Linked DNA regions of Homo sapiens: region 2 is linked to region 1. A link is a loop called in an ENCODE intact Hi-C map of the cell type or tissue named here. Cell type or tissue: OCI-LY7. All regions are shown on one strand. Links, peaks and the distances in the headings refer to the core of each region. The heading gives the core; the rest is flanking DNA.

What was found. Peaks named below come from ENCODE experiments on the same cell type or tissue, not always from the same donor. Only the 100,000 strongest peaks of a DNase experiment are listed, where the experiment ranks them.
Region 2: a loop joins it to region 1, with 3 times the contacts of the local background. A loop is called at or near these places in 1 of 110 quality-filtered maps.

What each region holds. Positions count from the first base shown.
Region 1 is chr10:123,535,842-123,538,747 of GRCh38, forward strand. All of the region lies in intron 9 of LINC02641 (long intergenic non-protein coding RNA 2641), which reads left to right. Among named protein-coding and RNA genes, the nearest start is that of GPR26, 130 kb to the right of the region's middle. RefSeq lists an enhancer at 2,906. In OCI-LY7, for the core only: no CTCF peak of the experiment used is centred there; a DNase peak (open chromatin) is centred at 1,830; H3K4me3 peaks cover 1,222 bases; H3K27ac peaks cover 1,864 bases.
Region 2 is chr10:123,143,870-123,146,775 of GRCh38, forward strand. No RefSeq gene overlaps it. Among named protein-coding and RNA genes, the nearest start is that of HMX2, 2.8 kb to the right of the region's middle. In OCI-LY7, for the core only: a CTCF peak has its summit at 1,182 (motif pointing right); no DNase peak of the experiment used is centred there.

The sequences.
Region 1 (2,906 bases), core at 271-2,770:
AAATACAAAAATTAGCTGGGCGTGGTGGCGGATGCTTGTAATCCCAAATATTCAGGAGGCTAGGGCAGGAGAATTCCTTGAACCTGGGAGGTGGAGGTTGAAGTGAGCTGAGATTGCGCCACTGCACTCCAGCCTGGGCAACAGTGCAAGACTCCGTCTCAATAAAAAAAGAAAAAAAATGAGAAGCCATTTCAGGATTTTAAGCCAGATAATGATATATTAGATTTCAATTTCCAAAAAATTACCCTGATTATAGTGGACTCCAGACTAGAGGGAGGCTGGAGGGGGCAGGCCACGTGGAGACTCTAGCAGTGTCCTGATGAACAGAGATGGCAGCCTGGAGTCAGGTGAGGGTGGGCCAGGTCGAGTGAAAATGACATGCTGGGGAGAGATTTAGGAGGAGGGGTAGACAAGGCTTGATGAGGGATCAGTGGAGGGGTCAAAGGACAGAGGCCTATCGAGGATAATTCAGACCTTTCTTATCTTGGGGCTCAATGAGTGGTTGTCCAGTCAGTGAGACATGGAAGATGACCAGGTCAGAAGGGGAGACCTTGGGTCCTGCTTTGGAGATGTTGAATGTGAGGCTGGCTTTGAGAGATCCAGGGAATTGTGGATATGTGGCCTGCAACATGGAGCCTGGAGAAGTGTGCTTGAGAATCCCCCTCTTAAGAGGTGCTCCTTGGGCCCTCAGTGCTCCTTAAGCCCTCAGATGCATGAGGTTGCCTAGAAGTATATGACACAGAAAGAGGTAAGGATGGAGGAGAGGAAGGCCTGAAGGACCCTGACACTTAGGAGAGGACAGGCTTGCAAAGGAATAGAGCAGGAGAGACCAGAGGTGATACTGAAGGAGTATTGTGCCCTGGAGGGCAGAGCAAGGGTGATTGAAGGAGGATGTGATCGGCCGAGGAAAAATGATGAATGAAGAATGCCCTTTGGATCGAGTGACTGGAAGGCCAATGGAGACTCAGCGAGAATTGTTTCAGATGACAAAGCCTGAGGCTCTGAGAAAAAAGACGATTCAAGCCATATGCTAAGAAAGGGCTGACCAAGACTGACACCTGGGTTTCCTTCAATCTTTCTAACAACCTTCAGGCAAGAATTTTGGTAGGAATCATGGTCTATGGAGCTGCAGGGTTGGTTTTATCTCTTCCGCAAAAATGCAGTCAGTCGTTTCCCGGTATTGGTTCCAGGATCCCCCAATATCAAAATCCACAGATGCTCAATGTCCTTATAGAAATCAGTGTAGTATTTGCATAGAACCTACACTCTTCCTCCCGTAGACTTTAAATCATCTCTAGATTACTTGTAATACCTAATACACTAAGAATGCTATATAAATAGTTGCTATTCTGTATTGTTTAGGGAATAATGAAAAGAAATGTCTAAAATGTGGGGCAGGAGGTCAGCAAGAAAGCTTCCTTCCTGTGCCAGCTTGAGGAGTCCTTGGGAAGCCACCAGCACTGTTGATAATGAGGACACTTAGATGCCAAGTGGCCTCTCGGGTCTGTCTTCTGCTAATAAGACTAAAGAGGGGAAGTGTAAAGAATTTGCACCCCAATCCTCTGGTGGGCTGGGGCAGGATGCAGCCACACTCTTCTTATTTCTATTTTGTATTTTTGTTTGAAGAAGTCATCTCCCAGATGAAAAGTCAGTTTGAAGGCACACTGGGGGTTTGTGGCATGAGTTTGTCAACTGCTGGAGTAAAGAGCTCTGATAGATGGATAAACAGCCTTCTGGTTTTTTGAAAGCTGTTTTCAGTTCCCTTCCAGGATCTGCGCTTGGGAAGAAATAAGCCACCCCTCAGAACCTCAGAAGATTTACTTCAACATCTGTAGAAGTATTTTAATTTCTTCCTTGAGTAGGTTTGGCTTGGCCAACTGAAACTGTGGTTAAACTATTTTTAATCATGTTAATAAGAAAATTGTCCTGCCCAGAACAGGAAAGCGTTGTCTGTTTTTATTGTGCTGCATAAAAATAACTGTCTCCAGCCTTCTTGTTATGTAGTGGGCGATGACATACATTATTTTACTTAGTCCTCCTCCGAGGAACTCAGTAGGCGGATGATCTTAGTTCATTGGGGCTGCTTTAGCAAAAGACCACAACCTGGCTGGCTTATAAACAGCAGACATTTATTTTTCACAGTTCTGGAGGCTGGAAGGTCCAAGATCAAGGTACCAGCAGATTCAAAGTCTAGTGAGGGCTCTCTTCCTGGTTCATAGATGACCCCTTCTCAAAGCTCTCTGGGGCTTCTTTTATTGTGGCATTAATTCCATTCATGAGGGCCCTGTCCCCAGGATCTAGGCACCTACCACAGGCCCCATCTCCTAACACCATCACACTGGGGATTAGGTGTCAACTTATGATTTTGCAGGGGGCACAAATAATCAGGCCACAGTACAGATAGAATTGTCTATTTTGCCCCTGAAGATACTTTAGCTCTGAGAAATGAATAAGGTGACTGGTTTCACTGGGAGGTGGGAGGAGTGCTGGGAGTGAGGGGAGGAAATACAAACACGATGGAATGTACTACCACCCCTAGGAGAACTCACCGTTGAATGTAGGGATTCTTGACTAGCAAGGCCCTTGGAGATCAGCTGGAGCAATCTGCTCATTTTATAGCTAGGAAAGGAGGCCCAGCAGGAGGGGACGGTGTGCCCAAGGCTGAGAGTGTGGTGAGTGCTGGGTTCCTCCCAATACCCATTTCCACCAGGCAAAATGTCCCAGCATCCCTTGCAGATGTGGCCATGCAACTAATTCTGGCCAGTAAGACATAGATCTCCAGGAATTCTGAAAAAGAGAGGAGTTATGCCCCATTTGCTTTCTAATGACCCCACCACCACCGCCCCATCCTGCTGCCTGAAGTGTGAAGCTTCAGCAACATCTTAGCCCAGAGGGACTGGGCAGCC
Region 2 (2,906 bases), core at 175-2,674, 390 kb before region 1:
TTTCGTGAGCTCCTTCACCGCCCTCGCCCCCGTTGGTGATGGAGTGCACGCATCAGATTTTCATCAAAGTTCTATTAAGTGAAACATAGGTTGCAGGGCACCCTTTGATTGAAACAGTTTAAATTTTAATTGTGTTTTTAATTTGACATATAGTTGCAGAAAGGAATGACACTGCGTCGCCAAGGGGCGGTCGATTTTCTTAATTTCTCCCAGAGGAATTGATGAGTCTATCAGGCCACTAGATTGGAAACCCATTAAAGCTCTCTGGTTAGGCTGTTAATTGGAACTTGATGGATGTGGGGGGGTGGGGAGGGGGGTGGAGAGTGTCGGGACTCGGCTATGCTGATCCAATCTTCATGACTTTCTGTTTTCCAATAAATTACACAATTCATTTTCCAGCAGCAGATTACATAAATTGTACACCTCTGGGGCTCTCTTTTTCAAATAGGGAGCCCTTTTCCCCAAAAGCCTATTGTGAGATGTCATTTGCACCAAAGAACGAACAGCAGAGGCCCTTGAACGAAAATCGAAACATAATCAACGTTTATACTTAGAAAATTTATTGAGATCATTTTCTCTGGTATTTCCTTATTTTAAAGTTTGGACGCGCCATATATCATAATCCACTCGCGTGGGGGCGGGGGGGCAGACTGTGTTTAATATTTATCGAAGCTTGATTCCAAGATCAAACTTGTTTATGACTTCATCTGTCATTTCGGAGGGAGCCTTCTTCTATTACCCGGCTCAGCCAGCCTATTTCCCAACTGCCGCAGAGCAGAGAGGATCAATTTTTATTAGGATCCTCGGCAAGTTTGCTCTGGGCCGCTTTAATATTGAGCAGTGGCATAATCTCGGGACCTAAACTTTAAGCGTTCTTTCAGGCTCAGAAAGTTTATCATTCCTTGGAACCTGGTTATGCCTAATTCCTAGGAGAGGGAGACAGGGGGTCGATCCCAAAGATGCAGAGGGGCCATCCTCCAAGGTGTGGGTATTAAACTGAGTAGGATTGGGCGGAGCTATCCCAAGGCTAGGGAGGTGGGCGGGGTGTGGGATAGTACTGAGTTGAAGGATTGCCACTCGTTAGGGGAGAGACATGAGGTGTCTGTGGGTGGTGGTTCCAGGAACTGAGTGTTCCTGGGAGTGAGTTTTGTAGCTACACTGGGCCCAGGAGAGGGCGTCTGGGCCTCCGTGCTCCCGGTGAAGATCCCCATATGCTAGAAAGGGGCGGCAAGGAAGGTTGTTTCTTGTCCCTCCCGTCCTTGCGGTGTGACGGCTATAGGTGCTGGAGGGGCGGGAGGTCCCTCGGGCTATCAATCGAGGGGAGCTCAGGGGAACTGCAGTCAGTCAGGCTGCAGAGCTGGGTCTCCACCACAGCCTTCCTTGCCCCAGCCCCGTGCCCACCACCATCTCTTCCCTGGTAAAGTGCACGCACTAGTAGGAGCTCAGTGAACGTTTGCTGAATGAATGTGTGAGTGTGCGCAGGCGTTTATGCAAGTGCCTTCATGCGAATTAATGCGTCCTTTGCCGGGTGTGGCAGCAGAGGAAGTGCCTCGGTGAAGATCAGACCCTCGAAGCGATTAGAGGGACGGGACAGAGGAAATACAAGGCAAGATGGATCTTTTTGACTTCCCAAACTATCCCTAGGGGAAGGAGAGATAGGGACGCAAGGCTTCATAACTTCCTTGTTTAGAGTCCGCAAGCCAGGCTTCTTGCAAGGGTCGACTCCCCAGTCTCTCACTGTTTCAGGGCCTGGGAGTTGCTTTTCCGAGGCCCACTTCGAGGTCCCCTGATCTGACAGAGATCACTCCTTGGGCTCTTGCCCCACCCATATACCCGCCCCCGCCATCCCGAGTCAGCAGGATCCTCACAGTCTTCCCCGCAGCCATCCTCCAAGCTCAATGCCTGTGTCTGCTCCTCTCTCCCTCCTCCCAAATGTGATGTATTGGCAGTGGAACAACCTTGAGCACGAGTCTTGCTTTGTCTGCCTGGGCTAGTCTCTTGTTTTCTTGAGCCTCAGTTTCCCGGCCTGTACATTGAGTGAATAGATCTGTGTCACTTGTTTGCCATCAGGATTAAAGCGAAGAATGCTGGGGAGCTTCCAGCATGTTCCCCGCACGACATATTTACAGTTCAGGAAGGTTCGACCAACTTTCCCTGCCTGCCCCCAGCTTTCTTCCCCAGCGGGGTGGCTGGCACTGCTCCCCGAGTTAGCTGGCCAGTTCCCCTCGGGGCTGCCTTGACCCTGGCTCCGGAGGCAGCGCCTAGCTCAGGATGTCTGCGAGAAGCGGATGGTTAGTGAGAATCCGACGATTCTTTCGCTGAACCTCCCGCGTACCCCCCAACAGCGCGGGAGCACGCGGGACCCGCTGCGACGTGGCCCAGGAGCCTGCGCCGCCGCGGCGCAGAGGAGAACGCACAAATTGTATTTCAGCGCCAGGTCCTTCCGGGTTAATGAGCTGACACCATGATTAAAGCTGACCATTTGTAATGTGTCTCGACCCTGCCGCTGAGCCCTGAAGAGGTTAATGCGGTGACGGAGGCCGGCACCTGCCCCTCGCTGGCCTCCCGGGCCGCTGCGCGCACCCCCTGGCCCCCGCCCCCTCGCCTGCCCCTGCCCCGGCTGCGCGGCCGACTCCTAATCAATTAGCCCATTAACGAGCCCCTCGAGGAGTTAAGTAGGGAAGAGTTCTGCCACGGGCAGGGCCGCAGTCGGTAACTCACCGCGGCTAATGATATTATAAGCGCTTTACTTAATAACCCGGGCGCGGTGCAGGCGAGGAAGGAACTGCACAGTCATGCAGTGTCTGGACATTTGTGGGGACTGATTCCAGAGTCTCCACTCACCCTTGGCTGCACTTGGGGGGCACCCTAAAGACAGGGCTTCTGGAATCTCTTGGCCAAGAGGT